Regions from separate parts of the Homo sapiens genome. Here regions 2, 3, 4 and 5 are each linked to region 1. Evidence: chromatin loops called from intact Hi-C (ENCODE). Cell type or tissue: mammary epithelial cell. All regions are shown on one strand. Links, peaks and the distances in the headings refer to the core of each region. The heading gives the core; the rest is flanking DNA.

Region 1 (6,031 bases), core at 1,258-5,257:
GTAAAATGACTGCCTGGAGCTGGCAGCTGCTTTCCCTGCTCTCGCGGGCCCTGCAGGGAAGCGGGGAAGGGAAGGGGGCACAGCGCTGGGCACAGAGGGGCTCTCAGACCCTGGACTCAACTGTTTCAGGGTCATCTGAAACAGTCAACTGTTTCCTCTAGCCCATTCCCTGCCTCCAGGCGAGGATTTGCCTGAACGTGGAAAGAGGAAGGATCCTCCCAGTGCTGTCAACCCCAGATTCCACCTCCCTGTGGGGGACTGTCAGCGCAGGCCCTGACAACGCAGAGAAAGACACAGGACCCACCTGGGCCAGTGACAGCAGGAGCTCCGGGTGCCACAGGTGAGGGTGGGGATGCCTGGAGCACCACGGGGGGCCTGGTTTAGTCTAGAGCCAGGTTTTCCATACACCTTAGAGTGCAACCTCAGGGAGATGCAAATTTTACCCCCTAACACAGCATACACGCAGAAACACATTTATACAATTCAAACACAAGCGGACGGAACAATATTTACCCTTAGAGTGTGTGAAGTCCTCATCTGTCCCACCTCATCCTATCATGCTTTGTTCTATCCTAGGAGACAAAGCAGGAGGGGGGGCTGCGGAGGTGGGGGAGTCTCATCCAAGCCCTTGGGTGACACGTCTCTCCTGAGACAAACTGCAGCTGCTCTGGGTGTGCCCTCGCCTGTCTCCCTCCAGGCCCCGGGTTCCTGCCAGCAGAGACAGTAACCTATTCACCAGGTATCCCCCAGGGCTCCTGGAAGAAACTCAGAATTCTCAGAACCAGAAAACCTTAGAGAGCATCCTGCAGGCAAAGCCCCTGGTTCTCTGCGGAGGAAAGTGCGGCTCACAGGGTGCCCCGCCAGGGATGGTAATTGACCACCAGGCTGTGTGCCTTGTGGGGACTGGCTTAAGGCCCTGTGGGAGCTGAGTCAGGGCCAGGACCGGGGTGTCCTGACTCCTAGAGATCATGTTCCCTTCCTCACCCAGGCCTTCCAGTCCCAGCCCTGGGCTTTTATTTATTTATTTTGGAGACAGAGTCTGGCTTGTCACCCAGGTTGGAGTGCAGTTGTGTGATCACGGCTCACTGCAGCCTTGACTTCCTGGGTTGAACTGATCCTCCCACATCAGCCTCCTGAGTAGCTGGGACCACAGGCACATGCCACCACACCCAGCTAATTTTTGTATTTTTTGGTAGAGATGGGGTTTTACCATGTTGGCCAGGCTGGTCTTGAACTCCTGAGCTCAACTGATCTGCCCACCTCAGCCTCCCACAGTGCTGGGATTACAGATGTGAGCCATCATGCCCACCTCCTGGGCTGACTTTTGCTGTCTTACATCATCTGCATATTTAATCCCCTGCTGGATTCACTGGTCATGGGCTCTGAGGCCCTAAGAGTCTTAGGCACTAAGGAGCTGGCAGCACTGAGGGGACCCCAAAATCTCAGACTCAGGATCTGGCCAGTCACAGGCATGTGAGGGAACAACTGAGAGGCCCATTGCCCCATGGCAGGAGAAGGTGCTCTGGAGTCAGTCAGACCTGAGGGCAGTCAGACCTGATTCTCACTCTGTCACTCACTAGCTGTGTGATCTTGGATACATCACTTAACCTCTTGAGCATCAGCTTCCTTATCTCTAAAATGGAGATAATAACATCGATTTTGCAGTCTTGGTATGAGGATTAGCAAATCTTCTGATAAAGAAAAATGCCTGGTACATCATAGGAATTCAACAAATAGTACCTGTTATGATTATTGTGTATAGCAATTACAATAATACTAAAGAGAGGGTCTCAAAACAGCTCTGGGCACTCCAGGTGTGCTATTATTACTTACATTTCAGGGAGGTTTGTCTGCCATTGTCTCATCCTCATAAACACTCAGGGAAAGAAACATTATAAGGATAATAAATGGCTTTAAAAAGAAACAGAGCAAACACACACACACACACACCCCTCAGAAAAACCATGCCAAACACACAGGCTCTTGACAAATATTCAATCTGATTATAGCAAAACTGTTTTGTTTTGTTTTGTTTTTTTGTTTGTTTTTGAGACAGGGGTCTCGCTCTGTCGCCCAGGCTGGAGTGCAGTGGCGTGATCTTGGCTCACAGCAACCTCCTTCTCCCGGGTTCAAGCAATTCTCCTGTCTCAGCCTCCAGAGTAGCTGGGACTACAGGCACATGCCACTATGCCTGGCTAATTTTTGTATTTTTAGTAGAGACAGGGTTTCACCATATTGGTCAGGCTGGTCTCGAACTCTTGATCTCAGGTGATCCACCTGCCTTGGCCTCCCAAAGTGTGAGATTACAGGCGTGAGCCACCATGCCCAGCTGATTATAGCAAAATTCTAAGTGATAGTTGTATTCTTGGAAAATGAATGGAACGACTTTTGTCCCAGCCAAGATCTAGTGGTGTGTTGGAGCAGATACACCCTGAGTCTCTGGGGCACTCTCAGTCTATGTATCAGATAAGCATAAGGAGTATTGGTGGAGAAGGACAAGAATGGGAAAGGTGGGCGATGAGAATTCCTGCAGATAAGGACTGGTGAGAGTATTCTCTTTTGAAACCCTTAGTCGACAATCTTTCTGGTGCATATCAGATAAGCTGAATGGTTTAGGAAATCTAGTGTTCACATTTAGTGCTTAGAATTCTAAGCTTTTTTATTTTGCTTAAACAAATGGAATGAAATTTATTAACAAGTGAACCTAGTAATGAGCTGAAATTATTCTCACCAGCATACATATTTTTGGTAAATTATAGACTTTGAAGACAAAATCATGGTGTTTCCCTTACTGTCCAGTGGATGGCACAAAGAGACCATTGTAGATCCTGCTGGTTCAGCGGTAGCTCTCAATCCATAGATATTAAATGGGCAAATTCTATTTTTATTGTCTTTCAAACTAGATTTTTCTCAATGCACAACTTTTTTTTTCTTTTTCTTTTTTTTTTTTGAGACGGAGTCTCGCTCTATTGCCAGGCTGGAGTGCAGTGACACGATCTCGGCTCACTGCAACCTCCGCCTCCCGGGTTCAAGTGATTCTCCTGCCTCAGCCTCCTGAGTAGCTGGGGACTACAGGCGCATGCCACCATGCCCAGCTAATTTTTTTGTAATATCAGTAGAGACAGGGTTTCACCATGTTGGCCAGGATGGTCTCGATCTCCTGACCACGTGATCCGCCCACCTTGGCCTTCCAAAGTGCTGGGATTACAGGCGTAAGCCACCGCGCTTGGCCAATTATGCACAACTTTTTAAGGACCATCTCTATCACATGAACTAAAGGATATCATTTTCACTTGGGGGTGGGAAGTGGTGAGCTGCTTAAAAGCAATGCCTAAACCCCCTGGGCTTTCCTTCCTTTCACTTGGAAGAACCAGGGGGTAACTAACTGCTAACAATTCCATGCTTTCAGAGATCTAGGCGCAAGCCTAAGGGCTTCATCTCATTTAATCCTCATGGCAAGACTGTACAGTATTATCTCCATTTTGTAAAATGAATGATAAAAAGAACTTAAGCACAGACAGGCTATAGAATCCATCCAAAGAGATGGAGCTGCACTTGAGGCTGGGTCTTTGAGACCTGAGTTTGAGCCCTTCATCATTGTGTTGTGTGTGCTGCTAACCAATTTCCCCTCTCTGTCTTCTAGGATTTAATACATGGTGTCACATTCTGTCTGATCCATCCCAGTAGCTCTCCAGAGCTCCCAACAGGAGAGAGTTCCAAAATGTTTCCAGGGGTACTAGGCTCGGTTACAATATTTTGCTTGGTGGCCCAGAGTATAAACGTGGATATCTTAGGCTGGTCTATAGCTGAAACGTCTATTTCATTTGCAAGCCTATCTTTGGCTAAGAGGAAGTGAATCATTCTTGAGAACATCTAATTAATTGCTTTCAGATTCCACATGTTGACATTCTCAGGGCACATTTTTTTTTTCCCGTGCATTTCTGTTGTCAAAGTCCCTGCCAGCTCCTAAGGCAGTCTGAGCTGGCTGTCTTAGACTTTCAGAGCTGCTGGAAGCTTGGGGGAGGGAGGGGCTGTAGGTCAAAGAAACTTTATAACCTAGCTTTACCTCCCAGCTCAGCCACCAGCTGCCCTCAAATGTTCTGGATTGGAATAAGCCCAAAGATGAGTGGCAGGAGGGAAGGGCAAGCCAATACGTCTAGTTTGGTTCAGTCAAAGCCTTGCCCATTTCATCAGAATTTTAATGGAAAATTTCCAATAAGATTAAAATATAAGGTCACCCCAATTTTAGTATGGCTCCATTTAAAAAAAATCATGCATATCTTTGTTTTGCAATGGGGCCTTACTCTTGCCCAGGAGAGGTGCGGTGGTACAATCATGGCTTACGGCAGCCTCAACCTCCTGAGCTCAAGCAATCCTTTCACCTTGGCCTGCCAAATAGCTAGGATTACAGACACCCACCACCATGCCCAGCTAATTTTTAAAAAAAATTTTTTGTAGGTCCAGTGCAGTGGCTCATGCCTGTAAATCTCAGCACTTTGGGAGGCCGAGGCAAGCGGATCACCTGAGGTCAGGAGTTTGAGACCAGCCTGGCCACAATGGTGAAACTGCCGTCTCTACTAAAAACACAAAAATTAGCGAGGTGTGGTGGTGGGCACCTGTAATCCCAGCTACTCGGGAGACTGAAGCAGGAGAATCAATTGAACCTGGGAGGTGGAGGTTGCAGTGAGCCAAGTTCGTGCCATTGCACTCCAGCCTGGGCAACAAGAGTGAAACTCCGTCTCAAAAGTTTTTGTGGAGATGGGGTCTTGCGATATTGCCCAGGCTGGTCTCAAGCTCCTGGATATCAAGTGATCCTCCTGCTTTGGCTTCCCAAAGTGTTGGGATTACAGGCATGAGCCACCACAACTGACCAAATCATGCATTTCTATAGACAACGTCTGCAAGAAGATATTAATGGTGATTATATCTGGTTATGTTGGATTTGTATTTTTATTTGTACTTTCCTGTATTTTCTAAATTCCTGACATTCTACATGTGTACTCCTTTAATAATCAGAAAAGGAAACTTAAAATAGTTAAAACCAATTGGTCAGATATGTAAAATAACCCACCATCTCTCCAGAGAGGGCTGTTTGCTAGAACTTATTTTCTTCATTGAAATACTAGAGTGCCCCAATAAGTTTGAATAACACAAAAAAAAAGATAATGAAAGTAACTAAATTATCTAGGCCCAAAAGGAAATGCCACAAAAATTGGCAAAGAAACAACCATGACGTGCTATACCGGATAGCTCCTAGGCCCCCTTGGAGACCCTGAGGTACCCGACGAGGGACCTGTAGTAAGGCTGGCAGACAGGTTCTTCCTCTGTTAGCTCTGAGGTACAACAGTTATTCTCATTTTTATGTCTTTCACATGGCCAGAACTTTGCAAATCAGAGGCAAAGTGAATTCAGAATTAAAAATTTTCAGCACCATCCAAGTCAGTAAAACAGTCTTAGCTTATAACCTTTATTTTTTTTATTATTTTATTATTTTTTTATTTTTGGATGGAGTCTTGCTCTGTTTCCAGGCTGGAGTGCAGTGGCATCATCTCAGCTCACTGCAACCTCCGCTTCCTGAGTCCAAGTGATTCTCCTGCCTCAGCCTCCCGAGTAGCTGGGACGACAGGCATGCGCCACCACGCCCAGCCAATTTTTGTATTTTTAGTAGAGACGGGGTTTCACCATGTTGGCCAAGATGGTCTCAATCTCTTGACCTCCTGATCCTCCCGCCTCGGCCTCCCAAAGTGCTGGGATTACAGGCGTGAGCCACCGCGCCCAGCCCTTTATTTTTACTGTAAGCTGCCAGTAAACAGCACACCCACCTGTCTGCTGACTGTCCCATCTGGAAGTTGTGTAGGTCCTTACTGAATCTTACCTTCTTCCCTTCCCCTACCCAGACCCCATCCCAGCTGGCACGTGGAATCCTTTCCCTTTCTCCTCATGTCAATAGACCAGCAGGCAAAGAGAGCAGTTACCATAGTGGAAGGAGAAACGGGTCCTAGTCGTGGTGAGGAGGTAGGGCTGCTGCTTA
Region 2 (6,031 bases), core at 771-4,770, 580 kb after region 1:
CCTGGGTGACAGAGGGAGACTGTCTCAAAAACAAAAAAACAAAAAACAATGGCTGGGCACGGTGGCTCACGCCCGTAATCCCAGCACTTTGAGAGGCTGAGGCGTGCGTTATCACCTGAGGTCAGATGTTGAAGACCAGCCTGGTCAACTTGGTGAAACTGTCTCTACCAAAAATACAAGAATTAGGTGGACATGGTGTCGGGCTCCTGTAATCTCAACTAGTCAGGAGGCTGAGGCAGGAGAATGGCTTGAACACAGGAGGTGGAAGTTGCAGTGAGCTGAGATCGCACCATTGCACTCCAGCCTGGGCAACGAGTGAAACTCTGTTTAAAAAAAAAAAAAAAAAAAAAAAAGATATCATATAGATGTTTTTCAGCTTGAAACCCAGCCTACCTATCTAAGGAGAATGAATTGTTTTAAGAATAGCCCAAAATCGAAAAAGATTTTAGCTATCAGATAGAGATTAGGATCAACTTAAAAATTCATAGAGCTTGTCGCAGTGGCTCACGCCTATAATTCCAGCACTTTGGGAGGTCAAGGCGGGTGGATCGCCTGAGGTCAGGAGTTCGAGATCAGGCCAACATAGTGAAACCCCGTCTATACTAAAAATACAAAAAATTATTTGGGCGTGGTGGCGGGCGCCTGTAATCCCAGCTACTCGGGAGGCTGAGGCAGGAGAAACGCTTGACCCCGGCAGGCAGAGGTTGCAGTGAGACGAGATCTTGCTATTGCACTCCAGCCTGGGCAACAAGAGCAAAACTCCATCTCAAAAAAATAAAATAAAATTCGTGGTGTTATCGGTGGTTCTAAAATCTGTTAAGTTTATTAACGACTTTCTCAGACTTACCTGGTTATAAGAATCATCTGCTGATAGCTACCTAGGCCACCATCTCAAACTTACTGCATCGGATTCTTCTTGAGATCCCTGGGAATCTGGGTTTTTAATAAGTGTTTCTGCTGATTCATCTACTTAGGCAGCAGATTTAGGAATCATGGTGCTACAGCATCTCATTTGACTTTGAGGCATTCGTAGCCAGAATGACTAAGACAGGCATCCCCAACTGCTTACTAGTGCTCCCACTGTGGTTCTGGCTTCAGGGGTAAGAATTCTGCCAAAATCCCTTAGTAAATCAGTTATTGTCATCTGAACTTCCTACTCAGGCTTGTCGTATATGTACCTCAAAATCTGTTTTGCTTCACATAGGGATATGTGGCTTTACTGATTTCTGCTTTGAATCAACTTAGCATTGCTGTTTATGTTAGAAGCTCTTGGATAAGTTCGTTTCCATTTTTTGCCGCTTTGCATATTGCCAATCCACTCCTCCAGTGATGCTGAACAACTGTACTGACTTGTCACATGGCCACCTACTTAATGGTAAATGTAAGGTTGGAGGAGATAGGTGGGTCTGTGCCACAATGCCCTAAATATGGTTTAAGGGCATCTGAAAAGAAAAACCACAGCAAAGTGTGAAGGAACTGCAGAGAAGCAGTAGTGCGTGAGATGATACCACTGTTTACCCAGGAAATGGAATCCATGATTAGCAGTTGAGATAAGGAGCTGTCTGTGAGTACAGACTGTTCCTGGTTATTGCTGAAGTGCATTCCTAGAAACTATGCCAGAGAACAGGCTGGGTGTGTGGTTCATGCTTGTAATTCCAGCACTTTAGGAGGCTGAGGTGGGCAGATCACCTGAGGTCAGGAGTTCGAGACCAGCCTGGCCAACATGGTGAAACCCTGTCTCTACTAAAAATACAAAAATTAGCCAGACATGGTGGTGTGCACCTGTAATCCCAGCTACTTGGGAGGCTGAGGCAGGAGAATTGTTTGAACCTGGGAGGTCAAGGTTGCAGTGAACTGAGATGACGCCACTGTACTCCAGCCTGGGAGATAGAGCAAGACTCTGTCTAAAAAAAAAAAAAAAGATATGCCAGGAAACAGGAGGGTGGCAAAAAATGGCACTGTTTTACCCTCCATACAACTTTGGGACAACAGAAACACAGCTGATCTTTTTCCTCAAAGTGGGAAGAGGTGCTGCCTTTGACATGAAAAGGGACAACTGAGGAATAAGTAGTTCCATATGGGAAGGAAGCAGTGTGTTAAAGTAGAAGGAGCATGAGCTTTGCAGTTAGAGCTTGTTGCAAATCTCAGATCTCAGCCACTCATTACTGGTGTAACCTGTGCAGGTTCTGAGCCCTGGTCTTTCAGGGTTGTAGAAGAATTAGAGATTGTATATGAAGGACCTACCTAGCACAGAGCAAGTGCTCAGTAAATAGTAACTAATGTGAGTATCAGGCATATCCATGCCTAAGTACCATTGTAATGGTTATCAGTGAGCACTTAACTTGTAAACAGCCATATTTTTTAATATCTGGAGGGAAAATCTCAGATACAGACTCTTCCCCTTCAGTTTGCTGAAGTAAATTCTGACTTGCCACAGGTATGTGTAGGAAACAGGGAGGGCAGAAATAGAAACATTTAATCAAAGCATGAATCGAAGTTAAGTGTATAACAAATACAAAACAATGGGTGTCTGCTTTCTCAAGCTAGCAGGAAATTAGCAACAGAGAGAGAATTATTGAATGGGAAGAGAATGAGGAAAGTCAGTAGGTGAGTTCAGGCTCTAGGCCGAAATACGTTGTGGTTTTTTGGTGGTTGTTGCTCTTGTGGGTTTTTTTGTTTTGTTTTGTTTTATGATCATAACTCACTGTAGTCTCAGCCTCCCTGGGCTCCAGCAATCCCACCTCAGTCTCCCAGGACTACAGGTGATACCACCACACCCAATTAGGTTTTTTGTTTTGTTTTGTTTTCTGTATTTTGTAGAGACTGGTTTTCACTATGTTGCCCAGGCTGGTCTTGAACTCCTGGGCTCAAGCAGTCTGCCTGCCTCAGCCTCCCAAAGTGTTGGGGTTATAAGCATGAGCCACTGTGCCTGGCCAAAGTATGTTGTTTTAAAAAAATAACAAACTAATTTTGGGTAATACAGTCTTATTTAAGAGGTCTTACACCTTCTTAGTGGTGTCCATAATCAGCTGCAGAGTTTTTCCCAACAGAATGCAGATTTCCTCATTCTCCTGTTTTCCAGAAGGAAGGTAGGGAGGTAGTGACAGTCATCTCCCAGGCGGTGTGCACAAGGTGGGTAAGCTCTGCTGGTAAAGACTGCCCTCCAGTGGCTGACTTGGGATACCAGGTTTTTGTTTCTGTTTTGAGACAGCGTCTAGCTCCGTTGCCCAGGCTGGAGTGCAGTGGTGCAGTCTTGACTCACTGCAACCTCTGTCTCCTGGGCTCAAGCTATACTCCTACTTCAGCCTTAGCTGGGATCGCAGGCCCACACCACCACGCCCAGCTAATTTTTTTTTTTTGAGCTGGAGTCTTGCACTGTCGCCCAGGCTGGAGAGCAGTGGCGCCATCTCGGCTCACTACAACCTCCGCCTCTTGGGTTCAAGTGATTCTCTTGACTCAGCCTCCCAAGTAGCTGGGATTACAGGCACCCACCACCATGCCTAGCTAATTTTTTTGTATTTTTAGTAGAGACAGGGTTTCACTATGTTGGCCACACTGGTCTCAAACTTCTGACCTTGTGATCTGCCCGCCTTGGCCTCCTGAAGTGCTAGGATTACAGGTGTGAGCCATTGTGCCCGGCCATTTTTTTTATTTTTTAATAGAGACGGGGTTTTACCATGTTCATCACGCTGGTCTCAAACTCCTGACCTCTAATGATCCGCCCACCTCGGCCTCCCAAAGTGCTGGGATTACAGGCATGAGCCACCACGCCCGGCAGGATACCAGGTTTTACTGGGTTCTTGGAGAAATTACGTGTCATATCCTGAAAACTCTGAAGCACTTGGCACAAGAAAGGAAAAGCAAGTCAGGTGCATGTAATGTGGGGAAAGAAATTGAAGTAGGTCTAAAAATGTGTGTATTGTTTTCCCTAAGTTATTTGCTTTCTTTGTTTAGGAACATAAAAGTAGATTCTGTGTAATTTAACTTGTGAAATAGGTTATTTGATATGTTTGGGAGGTTTGAAGACTGCTATCTTAGTTAAGAGAAAAGTTCAACTACTGCAACAGAGAAATCTGAACACCAGAACTTTAAGTAAGTTTATTTCTCATACAGTCATCGAGAATCTAGATCCCTGGCTTTCCTTTTTTTGCTCTGACATTCTCAAAATTTGGCTTTCGGCTTGTGGACTAAGAAAACACTTCATCTCATACCTCCACGTTCACGCTTCTTGCCAAGAGGAAGGGAGCAGGGGGAGGGAGAGCTGAGGGCAGACAGAGCCCGAAAGTCGCTCTCACTTCTGCACACATCCCGTTAGCCAGAAAGCAAATGGCCACGCCTAGGTCTGGGAGGGCTGGGAAATAGAGTTGTGATTCCATGTGGCCATTGCCCCAGCTGAAAACTGGGGGCTCTGTTACTATGAGAGGAGAAGGAAATAATAGATATTGGGGTTCAACTAGCAGTTTCTGCCACACTCCCAAAAAGTTTTGCTACATTAAGAAGGGTTTTTTTTTTCTTTCATAAATATACAGAAAAGTTCTTGATCAGTAAGAAGGGTTTCCGTATTTCCACATCACTGGGAGGATGACCCTGCCCTGCTCTGTGGCTACAGAAACTCTACAGGTCCCCTGCAGAATGAAGTTCATGCAGTTAGAACACAGATGAAGGCCAGGTGCCTGTAATCTCAGCACTTTGGGAGGCCGAGACAGGTAGATCGCCTGAGGTCGGGAGTTCAAGATCAGCCTGACCAGCATGGAGAAACCCCGTCTCTACTAAAAATACAAAATTAGCCAGGTGTGGTGGCGTGTGCCCATAATCCCAGCTACTCAGGAGGCAAAGGCAGGAGAATTGCTTGAACCCAGGAGGCGGAGGTTGCGGTGAGCTGAGATCGTGCCACCGCACTCCAGCCTGGGCAACAAGAGCAAAACTCCGTCTCAAAAAACAACAACAAAACAGAGATGTAGATGTGGGTAATAAGGGGTATTTCAACCAAACCAGGAGAGCCGGGGGTGATTTCTTGTCTTCATTCTAGGTTAACTTGCTTTTTAAAATTGGTTCTTTTATTCTGTTTCTTCTTTTCTTCTCTCCTTAAACATACAGAAAAGTAGGGAGAAGAGTGTGATGAATCCCACATGCCTATTACCCAGTTTTAACAATTACCAGCATTTTACTCATCTTAATTTATCTCCCTGGAATATTTTAAAGTAGCAGGCGGATCCCCATGTTGTATAATTCACTCAAGATTAATTTGTTTCACCTGCTGAATCCAGAGGTTAAGATCAAGGTCTCTGCCTTGGCCGAATGCGGAAGACAGCCACAAATGTCTGTCCTTTGGCTGTCCTTTGCTGGTCTCCACATCCCCTTGTGGATTATTATTCTTCAGTTGAAGTGTTGTGATGAGCAGCAACAGCTGTCATGTTAGCTAGGCATCCTATATACTTTTTCTCATTTTGCTTCATGATTCGGAGGGTAAATGTTACCCATATTTTATAGATGAGGGGATTGATGGTAAAACTCAAGAGAGGTTAAATAACTTACCTAGCTACTAACTAAAAATAACTAACCTGGAAAACCAGATCTGTCTGCTTACCGAAACCTGCACTGTTTCCTCTTTGTGACGCTATAGTTTATAATATTTGATTAAGGGACTGTTTTCATTTTATTTATTTATTGTTTAGACAGAGTCTTGCTCTGTCGCCAGGCTAGAGTGCAGTGGCACGATCTCAGCTCACTGCAACCTCCGACTCCCAGGTTCAAGCGATTCTGCTGCCTCAGCCTCCCGAGTAGCTGGGGTGCCCACCACCACGCCCAGCTCATTCCTTGTAATTTTAGTAGAGATGAGGTTTCACCATGTTGGCCAGGACAGTCTCAATCTCTTGACCTTGTGATCCGCCCGCCTCAGCCTCCTAAAGTGCTGGGATTACAGGCGCGAGCCACCATACCCAGCCAAGGGACTGTTTTCTTTATATCAGCTATATTATCCAACTGCATGGTAAATGTATTTTACTGAACTCACAGTCTTTGAACAGAAACC
Region 3 (6,031 bases), core at 1,336-5,335, 140 kb after region 1:
AAATAGGTAAAACAATTTTGTAAAAGAAGAAAAAAGTTGAATGAGTCACATAAGTTTTGTCAGTTTCAAAACTTAATAAAATTGCAGTAAAGAAGAGTGTGGTAATGACAAAGGATGGACAAATAGATCAATGGGAAAAAAAAAGCAAGTCCTGATAGACCCACACAAATACGATCAATTGATTTTTTAAACTTTTTATCCTGTGAAGAGGCTGGGCGCAGTGACTCATGCCTGTAATCCCAGCACTTTAACAGGCGGAGGCGGACAGATCACCTGAGGTCAGGAGTTCGAGACTAGCCTGGCCAACATGGGGAAACCCCATCTCTACTAAAAATACAAAAATTAGCCGGGCATGGTGGTGGGTGCCTGTAATCCCAGCTGCTTGGGAGGCTGAGGCAAAAGAATCGCTGGAATTCAGGAGGCGGAGGTTGCAGTGGGCCGAGATTACACCACTGTACTCCAGCCTAGGCAATGAGAGTGAAACTCCGTCTCAAAAAAAAAAAAAAAAAAAAAAAACAAAAAAAAACCCACAAACCTTTTTATCCTGTGAAGTAATTATAGATTCACAAGAAGTTGCAAAGATAATTATAGTTTCATAGGAAGTTACAAAGGCAGTACAGAGAGGTCCTAGGCACCTTTCACCACCAATGGTTACATCTTACATAATTACAGTACAATATCAAGACCAGGAATTTGATATGCTTATAATGTGTGTGTATGTAGCTCTGTCATTTTCCCACATATGTTGTTTCCTGTACCCACCAGTACAAGCAAGATGCAAAACTGTCCCATCGCCACAAAGACCTCCCTTGTGCTGCACCTTTCAGTCATCTCCCACCCCCAAAATCCCTCCCTGAACCCCGGCAAACACTAATCTGATTTTTTACAAAGGTGCAAAGGTAATTCAATGGAGAAATAATTCTATTTAAACAAATGGTGCTGAAACAACCGGACATTCATATGTAAAAATAGGAATCTTGACCCACACCTATGAAAGTAGCCAGAATCAAAACAGAGTCACTAGTATTAAAAAATAAATAAATAGGCCGGGCATGGTGGCTCACACCTGTAATCCCAGCACTTTGGGGGGCCGAGGCAGGCAGATCACGAGGTCAGGAATTCGAGACCAGCCTGACCAACATGGTGAAACCCTGTCTCTACTAAAAATACAAAAATTAGCCGGGCGTGGTGGCAGTCGCCTGTAATCCCAGCTACTTGGGAGGCTGAGGCAGGAGAATCGCTTGAACCTGGGAGGCAGAGGTTGCAGTGAGCCGAGAGAGCACCACTGCACTCCAACCTGGGTGAGAGAATGAGACTCTGTCTCAAAAAATAAATAAAAATAAATAAATAAATAAATAAAACCTAACCAATAGGCCAGGGAAGACTGCAAAGAAAGGGTTCTCACACTTGTATGCCTGATAACAAAACTATCACAAAGGACGGCAAAAACTACAACCTGGCACACAGGCCATTGCAACATTCAACTGCCTGTCCAACTTCCGACTGGCATCGCTCTTGTTATTGATCTTTGTAGCCAAGAATAATGATCTCGAAACAATTACATAATGCTCCTCATGTTCCCTTTAAAAACCTCTGTCTCCCTCTACCTTCCTGAATAAGCACGTAGTTTACTATGTCACACATATTCCCATTTCAATGCCCTGTTCCTGAATAAATATTTTCTTTTAGAGAGCCTCTCCCTGTCTGTTATTTAGGCTGACATATCTCACATCTTATACAAAAATTAAGTCAAAATGGATCATAGATCTAAACATGAAACATTAAACTTGGAAGAAAATGTAGAAGAAAACTGTGGTATAGTAAGAAATGTATTCAGTCTTTGTCCCTGGTTCCTGGTACAGAGTTCCTAAAACTCTTATAATTTCTTGAGTGATAGGAGTATCTTGTATTATTTATAATGAACCCCTTTGGTCACACCTGAGTTTACATGAATGCGGTGACTCAGGGTGGGAACTCTAGATAGCCTCTGGATGGAGCTGGTGTCCAGAAAAAATAAGTGATTATAATTTGGAATTTTCAGCCCCACTCACTGACCTCTGGGAAGAAGAAGATTAAACTCTATAGAAACTCTAGAACAAGGAGATTTAAGGAGCTCCCAGGTTGGTGAATACACCAAGGTCCTGGAAGGGTGGTATGCTGGAGACAGCGTGGAAGCTCTGTGCACCCCACACACCTTGCCCTATGGATCTCATTCATCTGGCTGTTCCTGAGTTATATCCTTTATGATAAACCAGTAAACATAAGTAAAGTGTTTCCCTTAGTTCTGTGAGTCATTCTAGCAAATTATAGAACCCAAGGAGGAGGCTGTCAGAACCCCCCTAATCCACAGCTGGTAGGTCAGAAGTACAGGATGCCCAGACTTAAAATTAGCATCTGAAGTGGGGACAGTCTTGAGGGACTGAGCCCTCAACTTGTGGGATCTGATGCTAACTTCAGTGTCTGAATTGAATTGTAGAGCCCCTGATTGGTGTCTAGACAGTTGGAGAACTGCTTGGTGTGAAAAAAAAAAAAAAGCAGCCTACACATTAGTTGTCAGAAGTGTTGTGTGAGTAGAGAAAGTGTTTTCTCAGAGAAATTTTAGGAGAAATATTTGGGTTAGGCAAAGAGTTCTGTGATATGGCACCAAAAGCATAACCCATAAAAGAAAAGCTGATAAGCTGGACTTCATCCAAATTAAAAACATTTGCTCTGCAAAAGACACTGTTAAGAGAATGAAAATCCAACCTACAAACTGAGAGAAAATATTTGCAAGTCATATATCAGACAGTGATTTATATCCAGAACATATAAAGAACTCTCAAAACCCAACAATGTGAAAACAAAAACCCAATTAAAAAAGGGCAAAAGATTTGAACAGAAGCATCACCAAAGAACATATACAGATGGAAAATAAATACATGAAAAGAGGCTCAATATCATGAATCATTAGGAAATAGCAAATTAAAACCACAGTGAGATACCACAACATGCCTATTAAATGACTAATTAAAAAAATACCCTCGTTTTTGAAAAGGTGGTAAGAGTATGAAGTAGCTGGAATTCACATACATTGCTGGTGGGAATGCAAAATGATAGAGCCACTTTGCAAAAACAGTTTGGCAATTTCTTTTAAAGTTAAACATAAACCTACTCTGTGGCCCAGCAAACACATGTATGTGAATGTTTATAGCAGCTTTATTCTTTTTTTTTCTTTGAGACAGCGTCTCGCTCTGTCGCCCAGGCTGGAGTGCAGTGGCATGATCTCGGCTCACTGCAACCTCTGCCTCAGCAATTCTCCTGCCTCAGCCTCCAGAGTAGCTGGGACTACAGGCACACCCACCATGCCCAGCTAATTTCTGTATTTTTAGTAGAGACGGGGTTTCACCATGTTGGCCAGGCTGGTCTCGAACTCCTGACCTTAGGTGATCCACCCACCTCAACCTCCCAAAGTTTTGGGATTACAGGTGTGAGCCACCATGTTTGGCTGCAGCTTTATCCTTAATCACTAAAAACTAGAAACAACTCAAATGTTCTTTCCTGGTGAATGGTGAACAGATAAACAGGGACCTCTATAATGTGAGATAATATTCAGCAATGAAAGGAAAGAACTATGGGCATACCCAGCAACATGGATGAACCCCAACTGTTTTATGCTAAGTGAAAGAAGTCAGACTCAGACTCAAAGGCTACCCAGTATACACAGTCATGTGTCACTTAATGACAGAGATCAATTCTGAGAAAATCGCCATTAGGCAATTTTGTTGCTATTCAGTCATAAAGTGCATTTACACAAACCTAGATGGGACAGCCTGCTACATGCATGGGCTAACTGGTGTAACCTATTGTGCCTAGGCTACAAGCCTGTACAGCATGTTACTGTACTGAACATTGTAGGCAAGTATAACACAATGGAAAGTATTTCTGTATCTAAACACATCTAAACACAGAAAAGGGGCCGGGGCAGTGGCTCACATATGTAATCCCAACACTTTGGGAGGCTGACACAGGAGGATCGTTTGAGCCCAGGAGTTCAAGGCCAGCATGGGCAATACAAGGAAACCCCTGTCTCTACAAAAAATAAATTAAAAAAAAAAATCAGCCGGGCATGGTGGTGCGCACCTGTAGTCCCAGCTACTGAAGAGGCTGAGGTGGGAGGATAGCTTGAGCCCCAGAGTCTGAGGTTACACTGAGCCATGATCACACCACTGCACTCCTGCCCAGGTGACAGAGCAAGACCCTGTCTTGAAAAAAAAAAAAAAAAAAGAAGAAGAAAAAAAGGAAAGGAAAAGGAAAAGGAAAGGAAAGGAAAAACTTTTTTTAAAAAGTACAGTAAAAATAGAGTTTTATAATTTTATGGGACCACCACTGTATATGTGGTCCGTTGTTGACCAAAATGTTGTTATGCAGCACATGGCTGGAATTGCATTTGTATGACTCTCTGCAAAAAGGCAAAACTATAAGGATGGAGAGCAGATCAGTGGCAGCCAGGGATTAGGGATGGGGAGAGGGGCTGGCTACAAAAGGGCAGAGTGAGGAAGTTTTGCGTGGTGATGGGGCTGTTCTGTATCTTTATTGTGGTGACTGGATAACACCACGCATTTGTCAAACTTCATAGAACTGTACACCAAAGAGAGTGAATTTTACCTGATGTAAATTTTCAAAAACAAATGAGAGGCAGTTTCCCCACATTTTTTTTCTTCTTTTAATCTTTACAGGATAGAAATGTTTAAAAAGTTTTTATATTCTATATAGTGAAGAAAAAAGGCAGAATAATTGTGCTCATCAAACCCACAGGACACACTAAGCATGTAAAACTGGCCTTAAAACATTTTTTCTGTCTTTTCTTGGATTCTGTTTTTGTCTATTTGGCATCCTCTCATTACAGGGTCAATTACATGAGCCACATTTTCTTATTTTCTGTACTCTTGAGGCTCTGGCATTTGTGGCCTCCATGACTAGGAAGAGACTGCCCCGCCACCCCCACCCCAGGGCTAACCACTTCTTAGAGACAGGGAAGGGGTTAGCTGGGAGCAGGTCTTTCATACGCAAAACAACCAGTCTCAAATCCAAATCCCCAACCACCACCTTATCAAACTCTCACACACCAGGCCATTGTTTACCTTGCCCTAAGTCATCCCAGGGCCAGGTGCCATGTAACAAAGAGACAATCCTTATACCCCAAAGACTGCAGGAGTTATTCAAACTAGTCCATACTAAATCCTGCCTTGCTTTGCCTGCAGAACTCCAGTAAACGCTCTGTCCTAGACTTTCCTCTGCCTCCTTCTTCTGCCTCCTGACCAAAGCTTGGTGCTTCCCCAGTAGCCCATGCGGCGTGAGGTGACCCCGACCCCTGGACATGTGGATATTATAAACTTCTTCCTTCCAAGCCTGTCTCTTCCTGTGGCCCCACCAACTTTACCATACGTGCATATTCTTGTAACAATTGTTAAAAGCTAAAAATGTCTTGTTTCTTTTCCTTTTCTGTATACATTTGTGTTCTTATCTATAGATGCTTAAAACCGTTCTTTCAAAGAAATACATGGTCTTTTAACTGCACAAGAAGCATTTCCTGTATTCTGACACAAACTCCATTTTAAGCAACCAATTTCCACGATCATAGCCTCTTCAGGAGTTTTACAAGACTGCCTTGGTGACTTCACATTAACAGTTTTATGAGGCTGCTATGAGTACAGCTGTTCCAGAATAGGGAAGTGCCTGGCCAGCAACAGGGACTCAGAAACCATCTACTGGGAGGCCAAGGCAGGAGGATCACTTGAGCCCAGGAGGTTGAGGCTGCAGTGAGTCCTGATGGAGCCACGGCACTCCAGCCTGGGTGACAGAGCAAGACACAGTTTCAAACAAAACAAAACAAAAACAAACAAAAACCATTTACTACATGAAAGTACTTCCCCTCCATAGATAAAGGTAGAGGGAGGCTGTCACTTGGCTACAATTACATCCTTGACCCACCTGATTCCTATACCAGTCACACAAAATAAACTCCTTTCCCCCCAACACGTGAAAATGTAAT
Region 4 (6,031 bases), core at 904-4,903, 200 kb after region 1:
CAGGTGATCCGCCCACCTCGGCCTCCCAAAGTGCTGGGATTGATTACAGGCGTAAGCCACCATGCCCGGCCAAGAGGTTTTTTTTTAATCTTAATAAAGTCACTCCAGGTATCTGATCACCCCACCACATCCCAGCATTTGCACCCATCACATTTTTGGTGACTCCAAATTGAGGGGCAAGCACCTCTTTCATTATTCTCATGTAGCTAGACATGCATGTGGAAATACATACTATTGAAAGATATGTTACTTTACTATAATTAGTTTCCTTTGATTCCTCCTTTACAGTTCCTTATATTTTATTTTTTAATTTTTAAAAATATGTGCATAGGTAGGTGTGGCTGTTCACCTAAGTTTTCCCTTCCTGGGCATATAGCTACACTACATTTCCCAGCTTCCCTTGCTGTTAAGTTTGTTCAAATGACTGTGACAAGTTCAAGTCAATGGAATGTGCTGTATGCTATCTCTGAGCTGAGAATTTTAAGAAGCACTATGCTCCTTCCATGTTCTCTTAGCCTGTCTGCTCCCCAGACACGCATAACAACAATAAGAACCAGAAACTCAAAGGAGCCTTCATTCCTGAACCTCCACATGGAGAAAAGTTGTCTGCTGACCAGGAACATACATGCAGAACTGGTAAAAGAGTAAGAACTTAATTTCTGTTATGTGTGTTTTGAAACCGCCTTTTCAAAATCATGACTGAGACAGTGAAAGGGATCTAACTTAACCCACTCCATCTTGCTTCTAACATCCAAGCTCTCCTTGTTCATTCCTGGGCGTAGGCTGAACTAACTTTGGGAGAAATTTAGTTTAGTTTAAACAAACATGGTAACAGCCCTTTCCTAAAGCAGACCTCCATCTTGCCTGGGGATTAGATTGCCTTTGTAGGACTAATATTAGCCACAAGATTAGAAATGATGGTTTAGGAGTCATGCAGCTGGAGGCTGCAAGGTCCTGACCCTCCCTAAACTGCTCCTAAGATCAGTGCTTGAGATATTTTGCAAACCCTGCACTTGATGGATCAGCTGGCACCATCCAGATCAATAAATGGGTTTACCTGATCTGTGGCCCCCCGCCCAGGAACTGACTAAGCACAAGAAGACAGGTCCGACTCCCTGTGATTTCATCTCTGGCCAATCAGCACTCCTGGCTCACTGGCTTCCCCCCACCCACCAAGTTATCCTTAAAAACTCTGTTCCCTGAATGCTTGGTGAGACTGATTTGAGTAATAACAAACCTCCAGTATCCCACACAACCGGCTCTGCATGAATTACTCTTTCTCTATTGTAATTCCCCTGGTTCTGTCTGGGCAGCAGGCAAGGTGAACCCCTAGGGTGGTTACAGTTGGAGCTCTATACTCTTTGGAGTATATTCGTTGTAGTTGTTGAGCCCACCCTTGCAGATATAGTATCTATAAATTTTATGTTAGGATGGCAGAGGGCAATACAAATCATTTGTTATAAAAAGGAGATATTCAGTCAAACATGACTGAGAACCTTCCCTCTCACCTGCACTACCGAATCCAACAGCCACTAGACACATGTGATTATTAAGCACTTGAAATGGAACCAGTCCAAATTGAGATATGCTGTAAGTATAAAACACAAACTAGATTTCAAAGACTTAGAATAAAAAAGGTAAAATCCCAAAAATGTTGAATATCGAGTACATGTGGAAATATTATTTTAGATATGGGTAAATTTAAAATATATAATTAAAATTCATTGTATCTGTTTATTTTAACCTTTTTAATATGGTTACCATAAAATTTTAAAGTACATGTGTGGCCCACACTGTATTTCTATTAAACAGTCCTGCTCTAGATGTCGCCCCTTGGTTCTCACCTCCCAGGTTTCAGGTCACTAGCTCCATATGTAAGCTAGGAGTTGGGGCTCCGATCTCTTCCTTGGTTTGACATTTTCCATTGTTTCAGTTAGGAGCCTCCCACTCACCCCTGGGAGCCCTACCCTCCACCAAACCTGGGCTTCATTGGTGTGTATGAGGTGAAACTGGGGACTCTACAAGCCTAAGAGTATTGAGCAGTTGATTTCTTCATCAATTATTTTCAAAAGGATTCAAGCTGCCACAAGAGACAGGCAGAGAAAGGGAGCAAAGAGGGAGAGAAAGTGAAAGAGAGAGATTCAGTTCACAATAATTCCAAGTGGGAAACAACCATCAAGATAAATATAAAAGGACAATTCCTTATAATTAAAGGAAAGGAGCTGTGGCAAACGTTGATTGATGGCTAATTCACTCCCAGTCCCCTTTTCCCTGACCACCGTCTCCTGTGGCAGTTAGAAAGCTAAATGCTTGCCTTCTGAGATTCTCTTGCTGCCAGGGAATGGCTGTGTGACAGAATTCTGGAATGAGACATAAGCAGAAGGCAGCCAAGAGTTTCTACAAACAGAACCAAAGAAGCCAGCATTTTCCTTCTCCTTCTTCCTGCTTTGGACACTGACCTAATGTCTGGAATTGCAGCAGCCACCTTGAATCAAGAGTTGACAAATAAGAAGAAAACATCAAGAGAATCATAAAGATGTCAGCCTTAATGTCATTGAGCCACTGATCCAATACCAAGAGTTTCTATCGTCAGACCTCGTTATGCAATTTAAAAAACAAACCAACAAGTCTCAGAGGCTAAGTTCCCTTGTAGTCAGATACCATGCTGAGTGAAACTTTTCTTCTTACAGATGAAAAACTGGGGTTTGGAGCCACCTACTGGTTGTGTTGGAATGTGAACCCAGAATTGTCTGGGTCCAAAGCCCAGAGTGTTTCCACCACACTAACCTGCTTATACTCTCTTGTTTCCTAGCTAAGCCCTGAATTTAGAAATATCCCAAGTTCACTGTGAACATGCAGGTGTCTTCCAACGTCAGAGCTACCAGAGGCCCCAGCCCTGGTCAATATCCAATTCCCGCTGGTGGCCCTGCTCACAGGCTTCGCATCCAGAGGCCGCAAACCATCGGGCCACAAATCTGGGTCAGGCTTCATGTAATGAGCCTCTGCTCTTCTACCAGCCGTGGGAACACATGCACAGTTCAGCAGACCAGGCAGCTAGGGCTGCATTGAGGGAAAGGCTCTATCCTCTCCTTCACAGCCTTCCCGGTTGACAGGGTCTCTGGCTCCTTCCAGAGATCAGTGAAATTGGTAGAAAATTTTGTAGGGAAAATCTTTACCTTACTTGCCTGAATCAGGAAAAGGAAGCTGCTATGAGTTGAGGCTGAGGCTGCAGCTCTTAGGCTACCACAGCCATGGGAAAAGACCTAATTAGAGAGATTTCTGTTTTACAGCAACAACTATACAGGCCCCCACAACAGCCTCCTTGCTGACACTTGCTGTTTCTGCCAGAATAAGAGAGATGGTTAAAGATGAAAAGCAGGCCTCTGATTCCAAACAAAGTGCTGACTCAGAGAGACCCACGGCTGCCGCTATTCTTGCAGACTTGCAAGGCTGTAATTACTATCACAGCGAATCCATGCTTCTGCTTCATAAGAAAGGCAAATTTGGGCCAGACACTCTGGCTCACGCCTGTAATCCCAGCACTTTGGAAGACTGAGATGGAAAGACTGTTTGAGCCCAGGAGTTCCAGACCAGCCTGGGCAACATGGCAAAACCCCATCTCTACAAAAAATTTAAAAATTTTGGGCATGATGGTGTGCGCCAATGCCTGCCTGTAGTCTCAGTTAACTCAGGAGGCTGAGGTAGGAGGATCACTTGAGCCTGGGAGGTCAAGGCTGCAGTGAGCCAAGACGGTGCCACTGCACCCCAGCCTGGGCAACATAGCGACACCATGTCTCAAAAAAAAAAAAAAAGCAAAGAAAAAAAGAAGACAAACTTAAATGACAAAAGGAACTCAGAAATGAAGGGTTATCTTTATTATGGTCAAAGTACCTTCCTAAAGCAGAAGTGTCTTCTGCGCCCAGTGTGTGTTTCCACAGTTCTCTGTTCTACGTTAGGGAGTGACAATTATCTCTATTCCTGACTCAATGGTGGCATTGTATACCATATTTATTGTGAGCATGACATTGGTTCCTTATAAAAATTATCTTACTTGTAATAGAACCCCAAAATAAACATTTTATAGAACTATAAAAAGATATCAGAAAAAAAGAGAAACACTTATTCAGCAGTTGCAATACTAAGTGTTTTTCATACATTATGTCATTTAATCCTCAAAATTACTGGCTGGGTGTGGTGGCTCATGCCTGTAATCCCAGCACTTTAGGAGGCTGAGGCAGGTGGATCACCTGAGGTCAGGAGTTCGAGACCAGCCTGGCCAACATGGTGAAAGCCCATCTCTACAAAAACACAAAAATTAGCCGGGCATGATGGCGGGTGCCTATAATCCCAGCTACTCAGGAGGCTGAGGCAGGATAATCACTCGAACCTGGGAGGTGGAGGTTGCAGTGAGTTGAGATCGTGCTATTGCACGCCAGCCTGGATGACAGAGCAAGACTCCATCTCAAAAAAAAAAAAAAAAAAAAAAAGAAGTTACAATAACCCCATCATACAGATGAGGAAACTGAGGTTTAGAGAAGTAAGTTGCCCAAGGTGATGCTGCTAGTAAGTACAGAATCCAAATTCATATCTGGAGCTGTCTGATACCAGTTCATGTTTTTTTCTATATTGCCTCTAAGTCATAAGAACAGAAAGAAAGGCCTCAATAATACTCAAAGGAGATAAATTTGGATCATAAATGTATTAATTAATCTGTCACTAGACTGATTCCTGAGATGAGCCATTGTGTAATTATATAAGCCAGAATCATGCATTGAGGCCTCAGAGCTTTAGTCTAAGGCTCTAGGAATCTACCTGACCCCAGCCCACCCTGTCATCCATTCCAGACCTTGAGCTGCATGGTGGTCTCGGGGCCTTCTGTGGTAGGGCAACAGTTTCCAGGAACCCAGAGAACAGACCCCATTCTGCCTTTTGTCTTGCGCAAGCCCAGACTCACAGTGGGAAGCCATGAGACTGTGCCTTCAGGAGGCTGGTTAGGTCCTCCCACAGGGGCCAATGGTGCCTAACTAGGCATCTGGGGAGCAGGGAGACCACCGGCCTCGCAGAATAGACCACAGGGACTTGGATATTTTTGTACTGAGCACCTTTTATGTTCCAGTCTCTGATCTAAGCATTGGCAATACAGACAGAAAGAAGAAAAAGGAGGACCCTGTATTTATGGAGCTTTCAGTGACTATGTGCGCAGTGACTGATATGGCGGAAAGACCAGAGAATTCCCCCAGAATGTCCTGGATTGTGTAAGATGTGGTCACCCAGGAGGCAATGCTGGGGTGGGGAGAAATATCCCAATAATAACTGAGTTCGCATCTCCTTCAAATCAGTGGGATGAGGAGCTTGGAGCAGATTAAATGTGATTTGGAGAAAAGAAAGAGATGTGACTTTTTTTTTAATATCCCATGTTGTAGAATAAAATTCACACCAACTACATATTCTCTCTGTGATGTAACTAAGATGGCTTTGTTGTTTTTTTCAGAACAGATGTAAAAGTTGAAAAGAGTAACTTGCCACTTTATCCCTCCATGTTATATACTAAGGATATCTAATGTCACCACTTCATTCTCCTAAGTTGGGTCTAACCATAATTTGGGGTTTGGCATGTACTTCTAGTTTTAGTAATTAAAGTCATGTCACCTTTGGCTGAGCGAATAAGAAAGAACAGTATTCAAGTCATGACAACCTTTCAGGGTTGTGTCTAGGCTCAAAAAATGCTAGACTTTTAGTCAGAACAGCCTCTCTTCATTCCCAATCAAATGCTTGATGGAAATCCCTTAAATGAGCTAAGAGTAAAAGACAATTCTCCCAGAGAACAAACAACCTCAGCAACGCTCGGGAACCCTTAGAACTAAGACCTTTGTAAGGCTGAATCTTGGAAGAACATCCAAAGGAACATTGGAAGAACATCATGGTGGCAGCTGATGTCAGTAGTTGTCTCTTTTTCTTTCCTCAAAATCTTTTCAGCTCTGTTATTTACAACCACAAAGAAATGTGCTCCTTTGGGAAAGATCAGATTGCA
Region 5 (6,031 bases), core at 1,152-5,151, 470 kb before region 1:
AAAGTGAGTGAATGTGAAGGTGTAACTCACCTGTTCAAAACACCATTTTACTTGGAGTAACTTTTTTTTCTTCTCTTCACATGTGATTAGATAAGCTCTAAGAAACTAATTGTGTGGTGAAGAACCTGGGTTCTGATATCAGACAGATCTAGACTCAGTTAACAGCTGTGTGACTTTGGACAAGTTACTTAACTTCCGTAAGCCTAGGTTCCTGATCTCTAAAATGAGATTATCAGTACCTCCCTTACAAGGTTAACATGAGGATTAAGTAAGATGAAGCATTGTGAGGCCCTTCCGCCTCACAGTAATTGCTCAATAAATGAAAACTATTACTTCTACTATCTCAATACTGGAGACAGCACTGCCTAATAACTATGGACTCTGCAGCCAAAAGGCATAGGCTCAAAGTTCAAATCCTGGCTTGGCTACTTACATAATAGTGTGACCTTGAACAAGTTACTAAATCTCTCTGTGCCTCCATTTCCTGGTCTTTAAAATAGAGACAGTGATTGTACCTACCCGATAAAGTTGTGAAGAGGATTAAGTGAGCTAAGGCAGGGGTCTCCAACCCCGGTGAGCGGTAAGCGAGCATTACTGCCTGAGCTCTGCCTCCTGTCAGCTCAGCAGTGGCATTAGATTCTCATAGGAGTGTGAACCCCACTGTGAACTGCGCATGCGAGGGATCTAGGTTGTATGCTCCTTATGAGAATCTAACTAATGCCTGCTGATCTGAAGTGAAACAGTGTGGTCCCAAAACCATCTCCCCAACACACAGTTTCTGTGAAAAATTGCCTTCCACGAAACTGGTTCCTGGTGCCAAAAAGGTTGGGGACCGCTGAGCTAATGCATTAGAATTGCTTAGATCAGGGCCTGGTGCATAGTAAGCACATTTAAGTGTTGACTGTCATTGCTGTTAATGACTGATCATGCCATTGTTAGGAAGCACTTTTCCTCCTTTGATTTAGCCATGACTTCCTCCTTTGTCCTCCCCTGGCAATCATGTCATATACAAAGTCCTTTTATGTGTATCATCCCAAATGAGTCTTAGGACATGATACCAATGTTTATAAATTTCACACAGGTATTTGTCCAAAACAATATTTAACTGAATCATGAATCCTAGTATCAAACAATACAAGTATCACATCACATAATAATACATTTTTAAAACTGAAAGAAACTAACATCTATAGTTAGAAAAATACGTTCCTCCAAAGCAACATGGTATTGGTACAAAAACAGACACATGGACCAATGGAACAGAGTAGAGAACCCAGAAATAAAGCCACTATCCTACAGCCAGCTGAACTTCAAAAAGTCAACAAAAATAAAGGCCGGGCGCAGTGGCTCACACCTGTAATCCCAGCACTTTGGAAGGCCGAGGCGGGTGGATCATGAGGTCAGGAAATCGAGACCATCCTGGCCAACATGGTGAAACCTTGTCTCTACTAAAATACAAAACATTAGCCAGGCATGGTGGCACGCGCTTGTAGTCCCAGCTACTTGGGAGGCTGAGGCAGGGGAATCACTTGGACCAGGGCGGCGGAGGTTGCAGTGAGCCAAGATAGCACCACTGCACTCCAGCCTGGCGGCAGAGTAAGACTCCGTCTAAAAAATTAAAAAATGAAAAAAATAAAAAATAAAAAGTCAACAAAGTTAAGCAATGGGGAAAGAGCTCCCTATTCAATAATGGCACTAGAATAGCTAGCCAGCCATCTGCAGAATAATGAAACTAGATCCATTTTACCATATACAAAAATTAAATCAAGATCGATTAAAGATTTAAATGTAAGACCTCAAACTATAAAAATCCTAGAAGAAAACCTAGGAACTACACTTCTTGACATCAGCATTGATTTATGGCTAAATCCCCAAAAGCAATTGCAACAAAAACAAAAATTGGTAAGTGGGGCCTAATTAAACTAAAGAGCTTCTGCACAGCAAAATAAACTTTCAACAAAGAAAACAGACAACCTACAGAATGGGAGAAAATCTTCACAAACTATGTATCTGACAAAGGTCTAATATCCACAATCCATAAGGAACTTAAATCAGCAAGCAAAAAACAACCCCATTAAAAAATGGGCAAAGGACATGAACAGATACTTCTCAAAAGATATGCGAGCAGCCAACAAACATATGAAAAAAATGCCCCACATCGCTAATCATCAGAGAAGCAAATCAAAACCACAATAAGATACCATCTCACACCAGCCAGAAGGGTTATTATTAAAAAGTAAAAAAAATAACAGATGCTGGAAAGGCTGCAGAGAAAAGGGAACACTTATGCACTGTTGGCGAGAATGTAAATTAGTTCAGCCACTGTAGAAAGCAGTTTGGAGGTTTCTCAAAGAATTTAAAACAGAACTACCATTCCACCCAGCAATCCCAAATCCCATTACAGGGTATATATCTAAAGGAAAATAAATTGTTCTACAAAAAAAGACACATGCACTTGTATGTTCGTTGCAGCACTATTCACAATAGCAAAGACAGAAGCAATCTAGGTGCCCATTAATGGTGGACTAGATAAAGAAAATGTGGTACATGTGCTCCATGGCACACTCTGCAGCCATAAAAATGAACAAATTCTGTTTTTTGTAGCAATGTGGATGCAGCTAAAGGCCATTATCCTAAGTGAATTAACACAGAAATAAAAAAAAATACCGCATGTTCTCACTAATAAGTGGTAGCTAAACATTGAGTACACATGAACATAAAGACGGCAACCACAGACACTGGGTACTACAAGAGGGAGGCGGGAGAGAGGGGAGTGTAGGCTGAAAAACTACCTCATTCTATGTACTGTGCTCACTACCTGGTGATGCAATCATCCATACCCCAAACCTCAGCATCATCACACAATATACCCATGTAACAAACCTACACTTGTACCCCTGAATCTAAAATAAAAGTTGAAATTATTAACAGAGAGAGAGAAAAATGGAAGCAAGGAAGGAAGGAAGGAAGAGAGGGAGGGAGGAAGGGAGGGAGGGAGGGAGGGAAATAGGTTCCTTATCTCTCTAATTCCTGGAGATTAAAGCTACTGAGTCTAATTGTGAAATCAGTTTAAATAGCTGCAGTTTCTCCCACTTAGCATAAGGTGGCACCAAAGGATGTTTTAATTTGTTGCTCAATGCCTTGGACAAAGTGCTCCAGCTAGTCAGAAAACCTAGGAATACAAGCAAGATCTTCTGAACTAACTGAATAACCCTGAGAAGCCTCAGTTGTCAGCAGCTTCCTCGAACCTTTTGTGCCCAAACTTCTGAAACTGTTTCATCTTGGGTAAGAACAGAAAAGTTCTCTTACAAAAATATGCCTAAAAATATCCTACTGTTGAACTATTGCTGGGGTAGATTGTTTGACACCTGCCAGGAAGCTGTGCTTCCTGGTAAACAAAAAGTAACCCATGTACAGTATAGGAAAGCCATCAAATTTAAAATACTAACAAAAAATCATCAATACTACAACTCGGAGATAACCATAGCCTCTCCCCAAAATTTCCACCTCCCAAATTGCCTATTTCTAGCTTCCCACATTTTCTCTTTCCCAATTTCAGCCTCCCAAGTTCTCTACCAATATTTTCCAGTTGTCTAAATTCACAATATTTGAGACATTTTATTCTTTCCTAACAAAAATAGTAATATCTCCCCTAGAACTGTATTGTTTTAAAAGTGCTTAATCGTTGGAGATCTGTGGCACAGCCATGTGAATATACTTAATGCTACTGAACTACACATTTTAAAATGGTTTCAATGCTAAATTGTATGTTTTTACCACAATTAAAATTTTTAAAAATTGTTTTCAAAAGGAAAAAGTGTTTAACCATTAACATTTTTATACATTTAGTTCAAATTAACTTAAGCAGTCCTGTCCATAGTACATTGAACTGTACATAATACATTGCATTTAAAAATGGGCCAATAAGCAAGCTCATGCTAATAAAATAAATCAAATAACCTTGTGACTTTGGGACTCACTGGGCATGTGTTCCAAAGAACATACCATGCCTAGTGCTGTGGATATCAACAGGGCAAGATAAATGTGAAGGTTAAGAGTAGCCCTTCAACTTCAACTGCAATTTCTCCAGCGAGTTAGCCACAAGGTCCAACTGACCACAGGTGTCTCTTTAGATTAGGTGGTGAGAAAAAGACTGAAAAAGTCCTAGTCTTTGGCAACTACAAGATCATTGAGTGTCTAAGTTGTGAGGAAGGAATAAGAGAAAAAGTGAACTAGTTTGTGGTCAGTCCGAGACTCCATCTAGATTTTAGGATGGAGTGGCAGTGAGGGGTTTTGTAGGAGGGGCTTTCACAGATGGAAGTCATACCAAAGTGAGGGTCTATCATCTTAGAATCTCCAAAGGCAGATGGCATGGGTTCAAACCCTAGCTCTGCCACTTACTAGGTGTGTGGTTAGCTTCACAAATAACTTTATCTTAGTGTGTCTACTATCCTCCTCTGTAAAACAGGAACTACAATGGTAATAAAGTAGTACCTATCTCACAAGATGGGTAAGTAAATTAAAAGAATTAATAGTGTGAGGCCAGGCACAGTGGCTCACACCTGTAATCCCAGCACTTTGAGAGGCTGATGTGGGCGGATCACCTGAGGTGGGGAGTTCAAGACCAGCCTGACCAACATGGAGAAACCCCATCTCTAATAAAAATACAAAATTAGCCAGGCATGGTGGTGCATGACTGTAATCCCAGCTACTCAGGAGGCTGAGGCAGGAGAATCGCTTGAACCTGGGAGGCGGAGATTGTGGTGAGCCGAGATCGTGCCATTGCACTCCAGCCTGGGCAACAAGAGCAAAACTCTGTCTCAAAAAAAAAAAAAAAGAATTAATAGTGTGGCACTTGACATACAGAAAGCACCCGTGTTAGCCAGGATGGTCTCGATCTCCTGACCTAGTGATCCGCCCACCTCGGCCTCCCAAAGTGCTGGGATTACAGGCTCAAGTCTGCTTTTAGCTTCCCTATCTTAGTACACCTAAAAGGGAAAGGAATGTGCTTATTAAGGCCCACTGTTTCACTGAGACCCACTGTATAGGTGTGAAGTTTGGTGATTACCCAGGAGATTTTCCCCAGCTCCTTCTGTGTGGGAGCTGTCTTATCTGTGTTTTACTGTTTGCTCTTTCAGGCTGCTTGTTGTTAGAAGAGAAGTGACTTTTTGAACTGCATGAGATTAGAAAGGGAGCTATGTCTGAGCTGCTTTTTGTTAAAAGGAAAGTTTTCTGCCAGGGACTCACCTAAATAATTTCTCTCTGCCTCCTATAACATATTTCCCCCCTCTGAAATGGAATCCCTAACTGCCGTTAGGGGGAATTGGGTGATGACTTCTTCTGGCTACTTCCTGCTGGAGAGGGGCATTGTGTGGGGAACAGCAGCTAGGGCTCCTCCTGGGGTTGATTTAAGGGTTCCTGGTAGAAGGGAGGTTTCATTTTCAGCTTTATTTAAAGCACCATTTGAAGCTTGGTGGTTTCTAGGTGAGAAGAGATAAAGTTTACAAGGGGGCTTAGAATATAGGGTTCAACTGTGAGTATTAAGACTGCCATTATTAATGGGGGCACAATAGGCCATAACCATGACTACTGAGTTTGTTTGATACCTGCAAGCCATTTAAATGGATTGTGCTATTGTAAGTGGGTGTATGGGGCTTGGCTTTGTTTAGCTTCCTTGGTCTCACCTTCCCTGAAAAAAAGGAAACCTTGGGGTTATAGGTTACCTGTCAGTATTTGTAGGATAATTGCCCAGAACTAGAACATGTTTCCAGATTTTTACATTACCCATGCTTTTTTGTTTCCTTTGAGCTGCAGCCAGAGATTGACAGAAATAAACAGGGTTAGTTTAAAATGTAGGCAAGAACTTAAAAACAATTAATGAGACTACAAGCCAATGACAGATGTATAAGTTTTAAAACATAATTTTTCTCTCTTTAGTCCTCATTTTTGTTAAAAACAACTTATGGTAGGACTGAGCTGTTTGCAAAACAGACTTTAGTTTTAAACTTGGTCTGATTATTTGCATAAAGTC

Evidence for each region. Peaks named below come from ENCODE experiments on the same cell type or tissue, not always from the same donor. Only the 100,000 strongest peaks of a DNase experiment are listed, where the experiment ranks them.
Region 2: a loop joins it to region 1, with 29 times the contacts of the local background. A loop is called at or near these places in 20 of 110 quality-filtered maps.
Region 3: it touches region 1 in a loop (13-fold over the local background); 4 of 110 quality-filtered maps call a loop at or near these places.
Region 4: it touches region 1 in a loop (7-fold over the local background); 109 of 110 quality-filtered maps call a loop at or near these places.
Region 5: it touches region 1 in a loop (11-fold over the local background); 10 of 110 quality-filtered maps call a loop at or near these places.

The regions. Positions count from the first base shown.
Region 1 is chr3:183,181,986-183,188,016 of GRCh38, forward strand. All of the region lies in intron 27 of MCF2L2 (MCF.2 cell line derived transforming sequence-like 2), which reads right to left. Among named protein-coding and RNA genes, the nearest start is that of LAMP3, 22 kb to the left of the region's middle. In mammary epithelial cell, for the core only: a CTCF peak has its summit at 2,804 (motif pointing right); a DNase peak (open chromatin) is centred at 3,926; H3K27ac peaks cover 546 bases.
Region 2 is chr3:183,764,040-183,770,070 of GRCh38, forward strand. The region is part of intron 15 of YEATS2 (YEATS domain containing 2); the gene reads left to right. Among named protein-coding and RNA genes, the nearest start is that of YEATS2-AS1, 43 kb to the right of the region's middle. In mammary epithelial cell, for the core only: a CTCF peak has its summit at 3,167 (motif pointing left); a DNase peak (open chromatin) is centred at 3,152; H3K27ac peaks cover 512 bases.
Region 3 is chr3:183,326,001-183,332,031 of GRCh38, forward strand. The region is part of intron 5 of MCF2L2 (MCF.2 cell line derived transforming sequence-like 2); the gene reads right to left. Among named protein-coding and RNA genes, the nearest start is that of B3GNT5, 76 kb to the left of the region's middle. In mammary epithelial cell, for the core only: no CTCF peak of the experiment used is centred there; a DNase peak (open chromatin) is centred at 3,001.
Region 4 is chr3:183,383,468-183,389,498 of GRCh38, forward strand. All of the region lies in intron 2 of MCF2L2 (MCF.2 cell line derived transforming sequence-like 2), which reads right to left. Among named protein-coding and RNA genes, the nearest start is that of MCF2L2, 42 kb to the right of the region's middle. In mammary epithelial cell, for the core only: a CTCF peak has its summit at 2,725 (motif pointing left); a DNase peak (open chromatin) is centred at 2,654.
Region 5 is chr3:182,711,134-182,717,164 of GRCh38, forward strand. No RefSeq gene overlaps it. Among named protein-coding and RNA genes, the nearest start is that of LINC02031, 70 kb to the left of the region's middle. RefSeq lists cis regulatory regions at 3,002-3,267, 4,045-4,134. In mammary epithelial cell, for the core only: a CTCF peak has its summit at 3,118; no DNase peak of the experiment used is centred there.